Regions from separate parts of the Mus musculus genome. Here region 1 is linked to region 2. Evidence: chromatin loops called from intact Hi-C (ENCODE). Cell type or tissue: left cerebral cortex. All regions are shown on one strand. Links, peaks and the distances in the headings refer to the core of each region. The heading gives the core; the rest is flanking DNA. Region 1 holds the start of Gm52776 (a long non-coding RNA gene). Region 2 holds the start of Limch1 (LIM and calponin homology domains 1).

What was found. Peaks named below come from ENCODE experiments on the same cell type or tissue, not always from the same donor. Only the 100,000 strongest peaks of a DNase experiment are listed, where the experiment ranks them.
Region 1: it touches region 2 in a loop (2.7-fold over the local background); 5 of 42 quality-filtered maps call a loop at or near these places.

Annotation. Positions count from the first base shown.
Region 1 is chr5:66,891,696-66,902,099 of GRCm38, reverse strand. The region is part of intron 3 of Limch1 (LIM and calponin homology domains 1); the gene reads right to left. Gm52776 (a long non-coding RNA gene) reads left to right here and starts at 7,889. Exons shown (of 3, transcript XR_003955744.1): 1 at 7,889-8,116. It also overlaps the pseudogene Gm6517. In left cerebral cortex, for the core only: no CTCF peak of the experiment used is centred there; DNase peaks (open chromatin) are centred at 2,849, 4,253 and 4,885; H3K27ac peaks cover 2,226 bases.
Region 2 is chr5:66,739,663-66,750,066 of GRCm38, reverse strand. It overlaps Limch1 (LIM and calponin homology domains 1), which reads right to left and starts at 4,178. Exons shown (of 26, transcript NM_001001980.3): 1 at 4,062-4,178. The coding sequence starts at 4,157. In left cerebral cortex, for the core only: a CTCF peak has its summit at 5,302; DNase peaks (open chromatin) are centred at 3,608, 3,760, 4,062 and 4,335; H3K4me3 peaks cover 3,090 bases; H3K27ac peaks cover 2,899 bases.

The sequences.
Region 1 (10,404 bases), core at 1,603-9,602, 150 kb before region 2:
TTTCTCCTTCCTTCCTTCCTTCCTTCCTTCTTTCTTCCCTCCTTAACTTTCTTTCTCTCTCCCCTGCTTACTATTTCTCAACTTTCTTTCTTACCATTCTACTCAAATCACTGTCCTCCTAAAAGTCTTTACTAGCTAAGTAGGTAGTTAGGTGAATAGGTGAATAGATATAAATTTCTAAACTTGTTTAGGACTTTGCCTTGATGGAATATTTTGAACACAGAAACCTCCTAACATCGGCTCAATCTACATACATGTAATCAATCACATGTCCAAGAACATCCTAAATCTTCCTGTACTTCTAAGTGAAAATCTAGAAGCAGCAGTGTGAATAAAAATCAATATCTTGGAAACTTCAGTTTTTTGGGGAGTACAAAAATTCAAGCTGAACAAGGAAGATGAAATATGATTCTGTCAGAAACGGTTCTAGCAGAATCAGGACTTGAGTGAAAGTCCCAAGACATATACTGACGGTAAATTGATTCAACCAGAGCTGTGCTCTGGCCCAGAGAAGTCAGGAAGCAGCCAGTTAAGGCAGAACAATTCCAGACCACTGCTCATCCCACAAGGATGACTGAGGTCAGGGTCTTAGAGGTCAGTCTTGGGTTCAGCCCTTGGAAAGGCAGGGAAACCACAGCAACTTTTCAAGTTGTACTCATTATGGTCTTTGCGGGGACACAGCCAACATCAGCCAGGGGGCTGTTTACCAACAGTGTCTTCCAGCACCTCCTTCAGAAACAACCATAGAAACCCCTGCCAAAACTTACATGAGAAGCAAAGAGAGGAGACTGAGTGTAGCCATGTAAAACATGCCCCAGTCATTTCGCAACCTCCAGCTCCTTGTAGGTGGTTGCTGTGGAAGAAATGACTGCTTACAGAAAACAAAGCCCAGGAACCCATCCAGCCACCAGAAAGAGAGCAGAGGGAAATTATCCACTGCTCTCTGAAACTCACAGGGATGCCTTGCTCGGTCTGCGCCCTACAGTGTCTAGGAATAAAACCTTCACAGAGAAGAGGGAATGGGGTCAGGGGCAAGTACAGGTTATTGGAGAAGGCATTCAATGTCAAAAAGGACACACTGTATTCAAGTAGAGCTCTACAGACTGGAGAAGCCAGATAGAAATTATACATCTAACATACCCAAGAGATGTGAGGGTCTGGGTTCTGGAAGGAACCAAATACAAGCTCAGTTGCCAAGGTAGTAGCAGAAGCCATGAAAGCTGACCTTCATCAACCTACCTGCTCAAAGTTGTGCCTTGGGATCCTTGGAACCAATTACCTAGGGGTCATCCTGATCGCTCCTTTACATTGTTTTCCAGGACAGTTCAGTATGCCATTCCATACACAGACCCCACCCTTCCAGCTGCCTAGGAACCCACAGAAACACGGTCTTCTCAGTCTACTGGATATTTCTTTCTAAAGCCTCGGGGAAAGGGTCATGGAGATAGTTTGAGATACTTTCCCGGTCTGATTAGTTGTTGGCACCGTACTGTCTGCTACACCCTGCAGGGTTTAGACAGCAGCATACATCGATCGGGATGAAACCTGAGGTGGCTGGTTCCAACAATGACCACCTGACATTTGGTTTAGTACCTAGGTGCAGCAAGAGTGCAGTCAGTATTCGGGGAAGATCAAGGAATACACATACAATGTAGGAAGATTAGGAGGAATGCACATATATGTGTGCATACACACTCACACATATACACACTCACAAATAACACACACACAAAATCCCCTTTACTTGCTCATTCTCAAACTGTCCTTTCTCCTGGAGAAAGTTTATTAACATTTGTACTTTACATTCAGAGCTAAACTCTCAAAGGATTCCAAAATCATCTCAATAAACAATCCTCCTCCTCCTCCTCCTTCTCCTCTACCTTCTCCTCGTCCTCTCCTACCTCCTCTTGCTTCTCTCTCTCTCTTATTCTTCCTTCTCCTCTGTTTTTATCCTTCTCCTGCTTCTTTATGAAAGTCAAGAAGACAGTTATTGAGCCCATTTTATGGGCAAGTAAACATGGGCCTCAAATGACTAAGGAATCTGCCAGGATATGCGGCTAAGATATGTATTCTGAAAATTCAGGGTTTCAGATTCGGCCCGCTAGTTGTATAGAAGAATGCCAGCTACTAACAAAACACACCGTCACCTTCTGAAAGATAGATTTTATGAAAGGCTGGGGGTTATGAGGAATTGCATTCCGTTTGTTCAGCAAATATCTACTGAATATCTATGTACCAGGTGCTGAAAATGCTCAGGCTGGCATTGGACCTACATGGCTCTGTTCCCGCTGTTTCTCTAGTTACTATGTATCTTATCATCAAAAGGAGAAGCTGATGAATATGCTACTCAAGGCAACCTGGAAAGCAGGTTCTCTTTGATGTTCTTCCCAAGGAAACTTCCCTTTAGCTTTTCCTAGGACTCTCAAAGAACCATCCTGGGGACATGCAAGAGGCTAGAGAGATGGATGACTGGGGACCCGAAGGAACACAGGGAAGTGTATAGCATGAAGTCACAGGGTCTGTTTCTGTCCTAATGCATGTCTTTGCATGTCTTCCTTCCCCGACTAAAAGGGAGGGCTGAAAGAGCGGTGTGGATATCCATATCCCTTCTTTAGCTGGGTAAGCTGGAAGAGTAATGGCCATCCCTAACACTCAACAAACCATCAGAGAAAGCAGGTTGCTGAGAGCGGCTCACACCCATAGGCAGACTCTCTAGGTTCCAGGCAGCAACTTCAGGTAGCCCCACTCATGCAGTGCAGAACCAACAGTCCCTTCTTCCCCCTCTGCTGAATCAGCCAGGCTGGAAGGATCCAGTGAGGACGGTTATAGCCTCTGGAGATATTTGGTTTAACTTGGCACCACGAAGGAAATAACAGTAGTTCAGGGAGAGAATAAAAATGAGGAGTTGGCAGAATAAAGGTGATAAAAATAGATTTTTCCAACTCCTCGAAGATGAATCATTTTGTCACAGTGATTCGTGAAGCTGTTTCAGTTTGGTTTTCAATCCAGCCCCATAAATTTGATGAAGAGAAATTTCCTTCCCTCGATAGCCAGTGCCATGAAGTGTTCAGCGTTCAGACAGCTTTGACGGGGTTTTATTAGAAAACCTCTCAGGGTTACCCTCCAGTCCTTTCTATGCCTGCTATAAATACAGATTGTGACTGATGGTCAAGGACCAGTCAGGGATGCAGCCCTTGAATCCAGAGCCACTGCTTTTTCCTCCCTGGCCACTTTTCTCCTCAATTCTTTTTGTTGCCAGAAAATGAGATTTTTTTTTTACAACGCATAGCAAGGCAGCTGAGACAACAGAAGAGTGAGAGAGAGGTCTCAGGTGAGAGGTACCTCCTGTATGTGTAGACACATCCCTCATGGCACCAAATGGTGCAGTATTGGGGTCTACACATTGCCCCACATTGCCTCCTTCCTTCTCCCCTGGACATTGATCATAGATACTTTCCAATAACAGATTTACTCACCCCAGCATGTCCTCACACTCTGTACTGAGCTCCTGCAGACCCACACAGGGAGGTGGGGGGGTGTGCAGCTCCCCTCCTGTGAGCCCCTCACAGCAGTCCAGATGTTCCTACATTCTCTTGCCCAGCAAGATCCTCACTACCATGGAGCCCTGCTTGGAGCAGAGCAGGCAGGCTGCAATAGCTGGAATGCTGATGTGGAGGGGAATGAAGTGTGAGAGAGCTGATTGCCACACCTATTGGGAAAGGAGGTGGGGATTCCGATCCCTCCAAGGAAGAGGAGGCAACACCCCCAGGGATCCAGAAGCCCAAATACTATCCTAAAAAGAGAACATGGTGACAGCCTGTAGCACACAGTAGGCTTGCAATATTGTCAGCCATTCTGGAACTGGACTAAAATCAGTGTGACTGGCCATTAGGCTTCAGGTTCTAACTCTGAGACAAACCAGCTGCAGTGTCCCGGGCCAGTTATCACCTTCTGAGCCTCAGTTTCCCCATTTATAAAACGATAGTGTTGTTAAACAGGTAGAGGGCCCCTAATCCTGCAACCATGAAAATAAACACAAGCTTAAGAAATAAGAAGCACTGCTATGATTTACTGGAAACATACCATCCGCCATCATCTTAGGCATTTAATGTGTGTCAGCTTGCTTGGTCCCACAATGCTGAGATGAGATTTATCAGCTTTTATTTTATAGACGAGGAAACTATCACAAGCTCTCCGTGAATCCCCGTGAACATAAAAGATCATCATATCCATTCAGTGTTTTGAATTTAAATGGTGGCATTCAATCTCTGTGCCTGGAATTGAGGTGACATCTGAGAATGGAATCCAGCCCTGTTGGATGACTAATGTGTTTACAGTCTCTGCTGGTGTAATTCTGAGATACCAGTATTTATGGTTATAGTCGCTCTCGCTACTGCAGAATCCATTTTCCACCTGTTGTTTTTTATTAAAACTCCATAAAGGCCATGAAATATTTCTTTGTACAGATTCTAAAAACAGGGTCCTGAAATATGTGAACTGAAATTCTGTGTGTGGATTTACTGTTTGGAATTTTCAGGTGCCATAAAACACAGTGTTTATGACCAATCTATCACTTATAAAAAGTTTATTAGATTGATAGGCCGGCGGACTCTGGTATCCTGCCATTTATTGACACCAATACATCCTATGGTAGGCTGGCGTTTAGCACTTATTAATAACTCCTGTGTTTCCACTCTTTCCTTGCTTTGCACCCTCCTTAATCATTATCAAATTTATTGTCATTTACCCTACTTTTTAAATAAAATAATTTAGAGAGAGTTTTTAAAAAAAAATATACAGAAGAGTTGCAAAAGGAAAAATAGGTTCAGTACAGCTAAGATCTCACATCTCAGTGCCTAGGATCACCATGGCAACTGGGGAAGAGATTCTGGCCGAGTGCTGGAAACTAGAATCTGGGTTTCAACTCTTTGATACCATCTAGGATAGCACATTACACTTTCAGCAAGTCAGGACTTACCTTGTTTCTGAAACTTGCTTTAAAAAAAAAAATGACCTTGGCAGTCGTGAAGAACACTGTCAGGAATCTTGTAGACTGTTTTTCTACTTGACTTTGCTATTTTTTCCCTCATGCTTAGCTATGTGAGGAGGACCATTAAAGTTAAGTCCTATTTTTACAACATTGTATCCCTCACCCTGCTTTTGTTTTCTTCTTCTTCTTCTTCTTCTTCTTCTTCTTCTTCTTCTTCTTCTTCTTCTTCTTCTTCTTCTTCTTCTTCTTCTTCTTCTTCTTCTTCTCTTCTTCTTCTTCTTCTTCTTCTTCTTCTTCTTCTTCTTCTTCTTCTTCTTCTTCTTCTTCTCCTCCTCCTCCTCCTCCTCCTCCTCCTCCTCCTCCTCCTCCTCCTCCTCCTCCTCCTCCTCCTCTTCTTCTTCTTCTTCTTCTTCTTCTTCTTCTTCTTCTTCTTCTTCTTCTTCTTCTTCTTCTTCTTCTTCTTCTTCTTCTTTCTTCTCCTTCTCCTTCTCTTCTCCTTCTCCTCCTCCTCCTCCTCCTCCTCCTCCTCCTCTTCCTCCTTCTTTTAACTTTATATGGGGGCTGGGGAAGACTGACTATACTTTCCAGGCTGGTCTTGAACTCCTAGCCTCAAGTGACCCTCCTGCCTCCTCTCCTTGGGTAACTAGGACTACAGGGTTGTGCTGCTATGCCTGTTAGTCATCACAGTTTTAAAAACTATATTTAAGTCGAACAAAAGACTTAAGGCAGTGGTTCTCAACCTGTGGGTTGAAACCCTCTAGGGGTCAAACAACCTTTCTACAGGGGTCACATATCAGATATCCTGCATATCAGATATTTACATTACAATCCATAACAGTAGCAAAGTTATAGTTTTATAGTTCTGAAGAAGCAACAAAAATAATGTTACGGTTTAGGGGTCACCACAGCAGGAGGAAGTGTATCAGAGTCACAGCAGTAGGAAGGCTGAGAACCACTGCTTTAAGGTAGGCAAAATTGAACTCTGGAAGAACAAGTTAAATATCAAGGCCTTTACTTGGTTATTGCATATTATACATTGTTGAGAGGGCGAAAATGAGAGAAATTAATGTTCCATTTTTAGATCAATGTAGAACCAAGCTTCTAGCAGGAAGCCACTTAATGATCAGATAGGTGTCTAACAATTCTTTTGAAACGCCGGCCAAGACAAACTTCCTATGAAAACAGTCTCAGAGGAAGACGCACTGGAAGGGCAATGCTATCCCAGCCAAGCATGGTCTACTGCTCGTGCCTTCAAGTGGTTTGGGACGTGTTTTTGTTCTTGTTAAACTGTAGAAACCCCATGAACTTGAGTGGAAAGTCATGTATAAGAATTAGTTCCACAGAAATTTCGTTATGCAAGCCATGACTATGAAAAACAGGTAAGACAAAGACCAAAACATGTGTCCCTGTTCTTGTATGTTTTCCCTCACAGATCATACTTGAAGCTTTTATTCCCAAAGGGGAAGAGCAAGGAAGTGATGTAATGTCACAGGCTGCTGAACTCTGCCCAGGGAACGATAAGGGAAAACAACTGAGCTCTTTCTTCAAAGAAAGATTTGGGTCCACCCCCACCCCAGAAACAGGAAGAAGAAAAAAACCTAAGGGAAGATTTAAAAAAAACTTACAGAACTTTTATATGTAACTCCTGTCTTTGTGGGGACACAAAAACGATCATGGAAACATGTTAGGAAAATAATCTATAGTGCACAGAAAGACTATCAGACGTCAGGTAGTGACTCCAGTCACTTAATACATATGAGTAAGAATCTAGGTGCTTGGCTGCTTATCCACTGTTATGGGTTAAATTGTATCCTCCATCAGGTCCCCCTAACCAACTCCTTGTAACTCAGAATGTGACAGTATTTGACTTTAAAGAGGTCATTACGCCATAGGAAATCCTCTGCTTGGACCCTAAGCCAAGCTGCGATGGTGTCCTCCTAAAAAGTGGAAATGCTGACACAGACAAGCATGTAAAAAAGTACAAAAGGATGGCCATTCAGAAGAAACCAGGCCTCATCCCAGCTTGGATCTTGGACACTCATGGCCCTTCAGAATTGTGGGAAAATGCATTTCTATTGCTCAAGCTACCCATCGTGTCATCGTGGTAGAAGAAACCAACACACTTGCCTTCCACTAACAGTAAAAGTCATGGGATAGCAGCCCTTAGAGCATCAGCCAGGTGGGTACTACCTAACAAGCTGTCAACCAGTTAGGTGAAGGACTTTCAAAGTCTCCATCTGGCATGCTTTCAAAGCTAAGTCCAACACTTCATGACTTCTCCAGTGGCTTCAAGTCCCTTTTGTCTCTCTCTCTCTCTCCTTTTTCTTGTGTCCCTTCAGGACTTGTCAAGCAAAGCTAAGTCCAACACTTCATGACTTCTCCAGTGGCTTCAAGTCCCTTTTGTCTCTCTCTCTCCTTTTTCTTGTGTCCCTTCAGGACTTGTCAAGCGCACCCAAGGATTAAAAACTACAATCAGAGGGAGGGATTCAAATTTTGTGGTTATAGGAAAGGAAATTAATTTGGTTTTTGTGCACACTTTAGCATGAAGATTTAATGTCAGAATTTTTCATTCACTAACAGAGTCAAACTTTTCTCATGTTCCCCCTCCAGGTTTCAATCTAACATGTCCTTTACCCTGCCAGACATCTGCACATGACTGTCTCTTAGAGACAGCCAAGTCGGTGTGTCCAAAACAGAATTGATATTTGTTCTTGGAGGCCACTTCTCATCCCCTGTTCCCATGATTCCTATTAAGAACATTAGCATGCTCCAAGTTTCTCAGGTCCCAAACATAAATGTCATCTTCCTAGCATTATTTATTGTGTTTTTACCAAGTCCAACATGTACATATTTTTAACATCTGAAATAAAGTTGCGTCTTTCCATTGCTGGTGCCTTACCATTGTGTCATAATTGAGTTGGCAGGTGGCTTTTATTAGCTAGACCCTTACGAATGCTATGTCTCATAAAATGATGGCTTACTGTGTTTGGAGACAAATTCTGTCTTCCCATGTCTGTTCCCCTTGGCCCTTCATCTAGGCTTAGGTGTGTATCAACTCTCATCGGGATTTCTCGTCTCCTAATCAACTGATGCTTGGTTTCTTCCCATAGCTGGCTTCCTACACTTGTAAGTACTTAAATCTGAACTGTCTCCCTAGAGTTCATGTGTTCAAAGCTTGGTCCCTAGCGAAGTAGTACTAAGAGGTGAAACCTGGGAGGTGATTAGATCATGAGAATACTACCTTATACTTTGATGAAGTCATCACCGAATAGGTTATTAAGAGGTGAGGCCGAGAAGAGGAGGAGACAGGTTACTATAGACATGCCATTAACGGAAATGTTTTCACCAGTCTTTTCTCTGACTGTTTGCTTCTTTGCTGCCATGAAGATAGGTGTCTCTTCTGCCACACACTCCGGCTTCTGTAACTCTGCCCCCATCAAGCCCCAAGTAATGGAGCCATCCAACCTTGGGCTGAAGTCTATGAAACTGAACCACAATAAAACCTTTTTCCCTGTAGGTTTTTTGTCTCTGATATTTATTCACAGTGATGGAAAGCTAGAGAGCCCCACATAGATGCAGAGTTATCTGTAGCACAGAAGTCCTTTGCTTTCAGTAGGTCCAACTCCACCAAGATGGGATTTCTGGTCTCAATGTGCTCCTTCTGGTTCATTCCAAAACAATGAAGTCCAAAAAAATGACTTTTCTCAGAGACCCTTAGCTCCAGATAAGTCATATGGGAACACTGGTTGCTCTCAGATAGCATCTAAGCTCTTCTGGCTTGACCTTATACACTCCCAACAAGAAGATCTTTTCTACAACTCTGATGTGTCTTGTGTTCATAGGAGCGCTGGTCACACCTCACCTTTCCAAAGCAGATCTTAATCTCAAGTCACCTTCCTTGGTCATCCTCGCATATTAGACTTCATTAGCTCTCTGTAGCTTCCTCACTGTTAGACTTGTTTCTTTGCCTCCTGGGAGGACGACCTCTAAAACTTACGGGTTATGACTTATAGCAAAAGCAGATTTGTTCTTGGAAGACAAGAGAGAACAAACCATCTCTTCTTGGTGCAATGTGAACCACCTCTCCCCCCTCCCCCATGCCAAGGAAATAGTACCAAAAAACAAAACAAGGGACTAAGTTGGATCTCATACAAGAAGCTGTGCCAGAAAACTGTAATCTTTAAAGTGCTATGACACTATGGTCATGTCTCTTGAGGTAAATATTATTTGGGGATTTTTCTACCCCACCTTAGATCATTTAGTTCCCAAATAAAAGACGCAAAACCTTTATATTTGCAATAAGCCTTAAAGCATTTGAGCTGGGCAGATATCAACCCTCTATAATATTTTGTCTATTTCTCTGTCAATATTTCCAAGATATCACTTGCCATGTTACACCTGGGCTGATCCTACTCTAACTGGCTGGCCCTTGTGGCCTGGTGCTCACAATCCACCTACTCCATGGTGCCTTCTTCGTCCTCCTCTTCTCTCCCTGTGGTCTCTTTCTCTCCCCTCTACCTGTGACTCCCCAACCAGGTATCTGAAAATCCACCTACCTCCATTCCCTCCAGTAATTGGCTGTCATCATTTTTCTTTTTAACCAATAGTTTTAAATTAAGGAGCAAGGTTTGCACAAGAGCTGGTATACTTGAGAATTCACTCATAGCATACATAGCCACAAATCAAACCTCAGTACATGTCTCCAGAAGAATAAGAATATTTACAGGTTAGTAGAAACGTTCCTCAGCTTACAAAGGGAATAAGTCCTGACAAACACATCATAAGTTGAAAATCCAATGAACACATCTACCTCACCAAACAGCACACCCGAGGACAAGGCACACAGTAGTGTGTGAGTATGATGTTTACTTATGTTGTGGCTGACTGAAAGCTGTGACTCCTGTTGCTGTCAGGATTTAGAAAGCCATACTGTGCATCTGCAGCCCAGGAAAATATCATCAAAGAATAGATCCTACTGAAAGGGCATCACTTTCACATCATAGTGATGTCAAGAAGGGGTGAGCCAAGCCAAGTGGAGAAAGAGTGTATGCACAATAATGTCAGCCTCTGTGACAGGTAGAGTCCCACAGCTCCCAAGGACCGCTCCTGGTTTTCAAGTCCTTACATACTTTCCTGGAGTGTGGGGTTGACTCAGTGTCTTGCTTTTAATTACATGTACGGCAGAAGTGACAGAGTACCACTTCAGAGATTAAGGTATAAAAGACAATAACTTCCACCTTAAGCATTTGTGTTCCCTCTCATCCTTCCTCCCCCACCTCCTTCCTCTCTGCCTCTCTCTCCCTCCCCCTCTCTCCTTCTTTCCTTCCTTCCTCCTCTCTCTCCTTCCTTCCCTCTCTTCATCCCCTCCCTCATGAAAGAGACTCTGAACTAGCAACTGCTCTAAGCCTCGATCA
Region 2 (10,404 bases), core at 1,576-9,575:
TTATAGTATGTACACTCGAAACTTATAGTTCTGAAGAATGTCTTTCAAACTCAGACTTGGTGCCAGGCAGTTATGGTATATGCCTATAATCCCAGGAGGGCCCAGAGTTCAAAGTCAGCCTGGGCTACTTTGGGCTGTCCCTACCCAGTCTGTGACCGGACCGAGCCCAGCTTTATTATCGAGTTCACCTTTGGCAGCTGAAGCAGAAGCTGGTGTTGGGGGAGGTAGGAGCCTGGCTTCTGAGCCATATTTCCTGCCCAGTAAGATGGTCTTCAAACAGTCAAGGCAAGCCTCAGTCTCAAAACATCAATATAAGACTAGGGATGTTATGTCAGTGAAAGAGTACTTGCCCAACTCCTGGTACTGAAACATAAATAAATAATTAATAAAATAAGATAATAAAAGAGTGAAACCAAAACAGAACAATATAAAATTCAGTTGCTATTAGCAATAGCACCAACAGTCATCGCAAGGATGGTAATAGTAAGAATAACAGCAACAGTAGTATAAATGGTAACTATGATATCATCACTCAAGCAGTACCAGGTGCTATTCTAAGTACTTTCTTAACATGCACATGTCTTATGGATTTGTTGTTTGTGTGTATGTGTGTGTGTGCATGCATGTGCGTGTATTTGTATATATGGACCCACAACACTGACATCAGGAGGCTTCCTGGATCACTCCCCATACTGTTCTTTGAGGCAGCATCTCGAAACTGAACATAGAGCTCCCTGCCATGGGCTAGTCTAACAAGCCAGCTAGCATGAGATCCCAGTGCTGGAACTACAGATGGGACCTAGTGGGCACTTCGGATCCAAATACCAATCCACGCACTCACCAGGCAAATGCTTTAACCAACAAGCCTATTCTAAAGCACTTTAAAGTATATTCACGTATTAAATCCTGCGGCACTCCTCCAAAGTGAGGTGTTGTTTAATGTCCTGTTTTACAGATGTTTCAACAATATCCCCTTTGTTGTTTTGTTGTTAGTTCGAGGTATCTCTCAAAGAAAATATCTGGAAACATAAGGACAGGAAAAGCAGCTTGCCCAAGGTCACTCAGCTAGAAGTGACAGACCTGGTCCCCACCCAAGGACTTCCAGCTAGGAAGCTGGGCCTCTTGGCCCACTGTGCAGCTTACTGCCCTAGGAAAATAAGCTAGAAAGGCAATTCAATAGGAAGTTGGCCTTGCCTCTGCCTGCTGAGAGTGAATTATTCCTTGAACTTTGCTGTCTCCCCTTAGGACCCTCCCCAAAACCACTTAAGGTACTCTCAGGCTGCTCCTACAACCATGGAAAGTCTCTGGAAATGTGACCCAGCTGTCCCTACCCAGTCTGTGACCGGACCGAGCCCAGCTTTATTACTGAGTTCACCTTTGGCAGCTGAAGCAGAAGCTGGTGTTGGGGGAGGTAGGAGCCTGGCTTCTGAGCCATATTTCCTGCCCAGTAAGACGGTCTTCAAACAGTCAAGGCTACAGGCTGAGAAATTCCTTGCTAAGAACCTGTGTCCGGAAGCTTGCTCTGTGAGCCTTATTAAGAATGTAAATTCTCTAGACAGACCAACTCAAAGAAGCCCAGAACTAAAGATGCAGAGTAGTAGCAAAGTTTATTTATTAACCTGCTGCACCCAAGGGAACATTTTGGTGGGTTTTTTTTTTTTTCAGAAAAATTCCTGACTGCACAGAAAGAAAAAAATGAAAAAGGCCTGTGGGAAATTTAATCACCAATGGAACAAAACCGAAAAACAAAGCCCTCCCCAATGAGGATGTTGCCAGAGACAATGGGCCCCTAAGGGGAGATGCGATTGTCTCCTGATAAGAATCCCCACGGGAAGCGGCTCACACTAAGAAACACATTATTGCTGTATTAGCCCAGGAATCTTTGTTCAGTGGGCAACTGTGTGCAAAACCATCTGTTATGGCCCCCGGCTCCCAGTTTGCAAACGTGGCATTTACATTTCAAGAATGGGAAGGGGAAAGGGGGGGGAGTGTTGAGCACTCCCCCAATGCACACACACACACACACACACACACACACACCTTTTTACCCAGCCTGGGCTTAGGAGAGGAAACTCCCCTTTTGATGAAATCCAACTCCACTGAGGAAAGGAGATAGGCCACTTCAATTATGCACACGCAGCGTGCCTGGCAGCCTGGTCCTAAAGCCACACACACACCATTTGGGTTTTCACTGTCTTTGACTGGTTTAAAGGGCAAAGTATCAAGAGCCATTCTAAACTGTGTTTAGCGCTTAACCCGGCTCTGCTTTCTTAAACTGTCTCTTCCTTTCCTCAAGCTGATATGAAAGCTAATGTTCTACACTGTGTAATGTTTAGCCTGAAATACCAACAGGAAAAAAAAATCTTTATATATTTTGATCTATGGGGAGATGTAATAAATATGTGTACATATTCCAAAATTCACAGAGATGTGAGATTCAGATTTGCATTCTATCCTGCATGGAGTTTATACCACAATGCACTTTTAAAGGCAGGACATGTATGTCAATATTACTATAAATTACTATCAGTTACTATCAAAGAAACTGGGAATAAATCACGTGCCTATGAGAAAACAGAGGCTAATTTCCCCCCCAAAAAATTCAAGAAGTTGAAAGAAGCTGTCACACAACTCTCCACTACTGTCTCCAGTGAGCCTGTGAGCCCCAAACTCAGAGAGAACACCTGTCATGCTCCAAGCCTTCCATCAAAATAAGCCTTCCATCAAAAATAAGAGGCTAACGTCGTTTTCTCATCTGGTAGTAAGTTACATCTGGTAGTTACAAGAGACAAGCCAGCCCTGACTTTTAGTAATGGTGCCTGGTATATATTGTTTCCTTAGTTCCGTTTTTAAATAGATGGCTCCAAACGCTAAGGAGCTTTTTTGCATCCATGAAGCTGGTTGACCCTGAAAGGTGGCGGCCTGTGGCTGAGCCTTCCAGCAATAGCCTCTGCAGGCAACCCAGCAGGTTTAAATATACAGCCCTATAGTTCTATCACCCTACCAACATTGGAGACCTGGGCTGTCCCAAGGGTGGGGATGGGGTCGCTAAGCGACCATCTGAGTTCTCTGAAGCGTATTCTTGCTTGGTCACGACTTAGCTGCACACATCCTCCTTTGAACTCTCAGGCCAAGGGGGTTGCGCGCCATTTAGCCAAATTCCTCTTCTACAAGGCATTTTAAAAGGTGGTTCATAGGAATTCCAAGAGTGGATCACAAATCACCTCTCCCACTCTCGCCCTCCACGCGTCCTGAACCCAAAGACCGGATTGTTTCAGAATAGCAGGGCTACTGAGCTGCACCTGCAGATAGACATCATGAATCAGGATCACCCAGCGAGCGCTTCCTGGACTGAGCCGAGAGCTCCAGTGATTTCCTTGGCCTTCCACCGAGTCATTTAAGAAGTGAAATGTGCCAACCTGGCCCGGTACGGGGCCTGCTGCAGCCCACCCTGCGGTCTCTGGGACAACCGATAGCTGGGCAGCGTGTCTACGGATAGCGCACTCACAACTAGGTCTTGCAGGTTCCCCCCTACGCTGTGCTCTGCGCCAACCTTGCACCTGAACGGGTGCCAGAACACAGCCAAGAGGCTTGGATGGGTATGAGCCTCAGTGGTGATACTGCCAACTCTGCTCCGGAAGGGAGAAGAGAGAGGCCAAGGGAATGTGGAGCAGTGAGCGGGACACCCCGAAATGCGGCTCCCGCAAAGGGCTCTGGAAGCTCGAGCCCCTGTAGCCTTTGCAGCGCTACGGCTCGCACTGCGCTTTCCGTAGCAGCACTTGCAAACCAAGCGGAGATTGCGAGCTCCGCAGGCAGCAGGGATGAAGGCGCAGGGGACAGCCTCTTGCCCCTGGGCGCACAGCTAGACCGCAGTGTCCCCCCTGTTCACGCCCACCATCCCAGAGCCCCAACGCCAAGGGATCTCAGTCTTCCGAAGGCCGCGGAGGATGACCTGGGGAAGCTGGCCACGAAAGTGGGGGAAGGCTGGACCTGAGGTCGCTGCTCTCGGGGCAGCAGCTTGGGGCGCCCCTGCAAGGCCGCCCGCCGGTGGCGGCACCTACCTCGATCCACTTCTGTGCCTCGGCGAAGGCAGGCTCCGGAGGTGGTTCGGGCTGCAGGGGTTGAAGGACTTCCAGACCGAGAGCGGGGCAAGCCATCTGCGAAGCCCGGCGAGTACTGGAGCGCTCGGCCGCCGGGATGAGCACAGCCTCCTCCGCAGGAGCGCGCTCTCCGCCCCTTCCCGCCCGCCGCGCTCTCCAGCCGCCTTCCCCGCCCCCACCGAGCGCAGGTCCCGGAGGACAGCGGCGCGCACTGCCGGAGGACACCGTGGCCACCTCAGCCAGTGGCGCCCGGGCCCGCCGCTTCGTCCCCTCCCCCAACTAAAAATAACCTGCCAGGAGCTCCGGGCGTCCTTCCCGGGCTCATGCAAGGACCGTGGGAGGAACACGGCCCGCCACCCCGCTTGTCCTGCCTCCGGCCGGCTACTTTGGGTAGCAGGTCGAGCTGCACCTTGGGTGAAGCTGGGCGGGGAAACAGCACTACTGCGGCAGAACTGGAGGACTGACTGGCACCTGCTGTCCCTCCCAGCTACAGACCTGAGGCCTAGAGCTGCAGCTCCGGACCCAGCACTCTAAGGTGTTCACAAGGCAACCGCCAGATCTTTCTGTTAAAAGGGGAGGGACTCCCCGCAAGCTACCTGGGCCTTAGCCTGTTGACTCATTCACAGGATTTATTCAGCTCTTATTATTCTCCAACCACCAAGCTAGGAACCTAGGACTGCCGGATTGGGAATGGGGGGTGGGGTGGGGGCAGGGAGGGATAAAACAAAAACAAACAAACAAACAAACAAACAAAAACTCCTAAAATGTGTGCTGGTTAGTTTTATGTCAAGTTGACACATGTTAGAATTATCTGAAACAAGGGAACCTTAACTGAGAAAATGCGAGGGAGAGCCTAGCCCATTGTGGGTGGCACCATCCCTAGGCTGGTGGTCCTGGATTCTATAAGAAAGTAGGCTGTGCAAGCCATGAAGAGCAAGCTAGCAAGCAGCACCCTTCTATGGCCTCTGCATCAGCTCCTGCCCTGCTTGAATTCCTGTCCTAATTTCCTTTGATTAGGAACAGCGAGATAGGGAAATGTAAGCCAATACCCTTTCCTCCCCCGTTGCTTTGATAATGGTGTTTCATCACAGCAAGACACAATTCTAAGAACTTGCCTTCAAGATACGTACACTTAGACTGGGATATAGCTCAGTTGGTAGAACGCTTACCCAGCATGCAGCTCACCCTGCTTTCTGTCCCCAGCGTCATGTCCTTGGAAGTACAAGCTCATAATCCCAGCACTCACTAGGTGCAAGCAGAAGATCAGAAATTCAAAGTCATCCATTGCACAAGCCAACTTGAGCTATATGAGACACCGTTCTCTGTATGTATTTCTCTAGATATTCACAATACCGATATTCACACTGGGGAGCAGACAATAAACATGGGAATCAAAAGATGTTGTAGAATGAGCTATCTGGTAAGAGATGGCCTGTGTTGAGGAGAGAAGGTGCCAGTTGATTTTTAATAAGCTGCTCATGTTGCTCTTGAAATGGCTGCACCAGTGCATTTGGGAGGCAAGCATGCTGGGAGAGGCCTGGAGGAGGGACAAGTGGAGAAGGAAACTGGGTATTTACGCTGGTGTCTCCCTGAGGATTGACTGACACCACCACTCTAAAGCAACATATGTCTTCTTTCCTTGGGTCCTGTCTCCTCTTGACCCATTCCTCCCTTCAGGCCCAGGAATGCTAAACCCCCCTGGTTTCCCACCTTTGCCCACTTCCTTCTATCACCCCTTAGTTTTGCTCAGTCACTTCATCTGTGGCTCAGTAAGCTCAGGGTGTTGTGACAAACCTTTCCTGGGAAGACACAACCCACATGTCTACTTACACTAGGCATGGATCCTGTGGCAGATGAGATACAAGTCCAACTTGGTGAACAATGAGTTTCATTGGGTTACTTAGAGGAACGTGGGTGAGACGTTACTTACAGTCGCAGAAAGGACTCAAAGACAACTGCATCACTAAAGCTCACCCCAGCATGGGTGACAGCTCACAAAGCTGGGAACCTGGAGCTCACAGCACAGCCTGCAGGAAGCTCAACGGGTGAAGAGTACCCTTTCCAGGTGCCTCAGTTGGTCTAAACTTCTTCCAGGCAGCTCTGCTGGCCCTTGCTTCTTCTAGGCAGCTGGTCTGGTCTGATTCTTCTTTGCAGCTCAGCTTGTTGGAGAGTCTTCTTTGTTGCTTGGCTCTGCTCTTCTTAGGGGATACTCAGTGTTTATTGCTTACTCTGTCAGGTCAGGGCCTGGTGAATCTGGTCAGTTTCAGGGACTTCCTGAAGCTACTTTGAGTTGGTTACCTTCCTGCTTAAAGAGCTTCCCTGCAGGATGTAATATTGCAATCTCAGAGGAAACTTTTATGCAATACAATGTTCTTGATTGACACAAAGCCAGTGGATCTATCTCTCTGAATGGCTGCTGGTAAGAGGTCATTGAGGGTGACTAGAGGTAGGCAGGTATTTACCATAGCTAAATCTGTCATCTGTTAATAGTCTGAATTCAGTTTGGGTAGAATTCTGCCACTATAACACAGAGATATAACCCAAAACAGGCTTGAAACACAGTTCTCTGTTTGGGAGCCAGATGACTTACAGTGTATAAACTTTGAAAACTACTTATATGGCATTTGAATGGAGCAAAGCATAGGTCTCATTGCAATACAAATAGGTAACCAACCCAAACTTTATTCTAGTCCTGTTCCCATTGATATGAGAAATCCGGGGACATGAGGAAGCTAGGACATAGACTCAGACAGCCTTTCTCTAGGCCTGCTATAACAGCATGATCAACTTCCTTTCCACCCCTGTTCAGACCACCTTACATTAGTGCCTCAAGCCATCCAGCAGCATCATGGTGACTAAATACAAAAAAGACAGAATCATTTAGTCCCTAGTTAGTGCTAAATACAGGCCAGTTGACCCTTGCATCCTGCCATCCAAAACAGAGGGAGGGGAAGATATGCCAACCCAGAGCTCAAGAGGGTCACTAGCGGCAAAGAGCTAAGGGAATGCACTCCAAAGAGAATGGACCTTGTCTGCAGGAAGAAAGACACCAACATAAACACAAGAGCTCATAAAACAACTCCAGTGCACTGACATTGAACTGTCAGCATGGGCTTTAACTGAAGGAGAGGGAAAGGAATCCGGTGACCTAGATGGCACGTCTAAGTGAGTATTTAGACTCTTGACCAAGTCAGTAGGATAGTGCCCATCCATAATCCTAGCATCAGGAAGGCTAAGTCACAGGGACTGCACGTTTGGGAACAGCCTGAGATACATATTGAGGCAAGCCTGGACTACATAGCAGGACCTGAAAATAACAAAGGGTTGGAGCTGCAGTTCAGCGGTAGAGCATGTACTTAGCATGTCCAGCTCAGTGGTAGAGCATGTACTTAGCATGTCCAGCTCAGTGGTAGAGCACGTACTTAGCATGTCCAGCTCAGTGGTAGAGCATGTACTTAGCATGTCCAGCTCAGTGGTAGAGCATGTACTTAGCATGTCCAGCTCAGTGGTAGAGCATGTGCTTAGCATGCACAAGGCCCCAGGTGTAGAAGAATTATCTTCAATATAAATGTGAGCAGTGCATCATCCGGTGGTTGTATTTCTTCACCTTATACTAGCTCCCCAGAAACACACAGAAAAACCAAGATTTATTTCAAGGTATACCTCAATAGCTGAACAGTTAAATGATCTACCTTAACCTCCTATGCTAATATAGCTACCTCCCAGCCCCATCCCGTGATACTTGCTTATTATTATCCGTCTGACTCTTTGGGCTTCAGATGTGTTTCCACAATTGCTCTGCGGAGGACCCCTTCCTCATGGTTCCAAATCCCCCATCCTCCTGGCTGCATTTTCTGTCTCTCTGTCTCTTTGTCTCTCTGTGTCTCTCTCTGTCTCTCTGTCTCTCTCTGTCTCTCTCTCTGTCTCTCTCTCTGTCTATCTCTCTCTCTGCCTCTCTCTCTCTCTCTCTCTCTCTCTCTCTCTGTCTGTCTGTCTCTCTCTCTCTCTCTCTCTCTCTCTCTCTCTCCCTCCCCTCCACTGGTGGACATCCTACCCTATTCTCTCTTCTGCCCAGCTACTGGGTGATCAACACTTATTGACAAGACAAAGAGTAAATGGTAAGAATTGTTTACACAAACTTGAGACAGGAGAGTCTTGGTATAAGTTACAATGCCCTGACTGAATTGAAATAAGATATGAGGGCAGAGAAATCAGCATTTGAATAACTCGAGGATAAATTTTAACACAGTGTACAAAAACATTATGCCTATACCCAGGTCAGTCCTAGCACTAATGAATTAATTTAATAATTTAATTAATTCACATAATACATAGCCTCTCATATGTGGCTTTTTGAAATATTTTTAAGACCCATACATGCAGTGTTACAGCATGTATAAATATCAATATTTTGTCAATTTTCTGTCTTCTTTTAATTATTCAAGAGATATGACCTCACTACGTTTTCTAGACCGGCTCAAATTCCTAGGGATGCTACTACCTCAGTCTGCTTAGTAACTGGGACTAGGGGTGGTGTAGACCCTCACAGCCACACTCCGTTCCTTTTCAGTACCAAAAGCGTTGACACTGTGTTAGCGTTCATTCTGTGTATCCGATCATGACTTGGACATTCGGATTGTTTTCATTTTGGGTTTGCTGAGAATAATGCTATTATAAATATTCATGTGCACGTGTTTGTATGGAAATATGTTTTCTCTTGTGTATTTGCCAAGATGACTTAGTGTTCAGCTTGTTAACAAACCACCAGACAGTTCTCCTTTACACCGACACGAGTCTATATTCCTACCAGCATCACAAGACGGTTCCAGTTTCTCTGTGTCCTTACCACTCCGAGATTTTTTTTGAGACACAGTATCACCAAGAAGCCCTTTACAGGCCTGGAACTCACTGTGTAGACCAGGCTAACCTCAAAGTCATAGAGAGATCCACCTGCATCTGCGTCCTGAGTGTTAAGATTAAAAACATGTTCCCTGTGTTAAACCCAGACTTTTATTGTAACCATGCCAGTATATATGAAATGGAATGTAACATTTTGTTTTGGAGACAGACTCTCCTGTATTTCACAATGGCTTCCATCTCCCTGTAAAGCCAAGGGCACTCCTGGCTCCACCTCCTGAGCAGGCCTGTGTACCCCCATGCCTGGTTTATGCTTCCTTGCTGGGGATCAAACTCAGGGCTTCTCAAGTGCTAGGCAAACTTTCTGTCAATTGAGCTACATCCTCAGTCTTTGATGATGGGTTTTAACTTGCATTTCTGGGGAGCTAATGAGAATGAGTTTCTTTTCCTATGAATATTGGCCAGTTACACATCTCCTTGGGAGACATATCTATTCCTTTTCTTTCTTCTCTTTCTTCTCTTTCTTCTCTTTCTTTCTTTCTTTCTTTCTTTCTTTCTTTCTTTCTTTCTCTTCACTTTTTTTTAATGGATCATCATATTGCTCAGTCAGCCCTGAAACATATGGTGATCTGCCTGCCTTGGCATCTCAAGTATTGGAATTACAGGTCTGCAACACGATGCCTGGCTCTTCAAAAGCATATATTAATTTAATTATGTTTTCTTATATTGTTGAGATATGAGAACTCTTAACATATTCTGAATACAAATCCCTTATCAAATATATGATTTCCAAATATTTTCTCCCATTCTATATGTTGAATTTTCTCTTTAAAAATATTTATTTTATTTTTGTCATGTGTATATGTGTATGTGTATATACATGGCTGCCTATGGGGGCCAGAAGGGGATGTCAGACCCCTTGGAACTAGAGTTACATTTCTCATTTGCCCAGTATGGATGCTGGCATCAAGTTGGTCCTCTGATAGAGCAGTAAGCGCTCATAACTGCAGACCCATCTGTAGCCTTAATTTTTGCTTTCTTTGTAGCATCCTTTGAAGAACAGATTTTTTTTCATTTTGATAGTCTAAAATGTCCATTTTTAAACTTTTTTGCTCAGAGTTTTGGTGTCATAACTGAGATATAACAGATTAATGGAAGCTCACAAAAGTTGATGTATCTTTCCAAGAGTCTTAGCTTAGATACAACCTTAGTTCTTGTTAAAGCACAGATTTGAAGGTCAAACTCGGTATGATAGTCTGGGTCTTTTGAGGAGCATTTTCAGGTGTGAGGACCTTATTAGGAAAATTTCCTCAAGCTAAAATATGGAGGGAGTCAGTAGTCGCCAACTGACTTGGAACAGAGAGGAGCCAGCACAGTATTGCACACCTATTATCCCAGAATTCAGGAAGTAGAAATGGGAGAATTAGGAGTTCAAGGCCACTCTTGG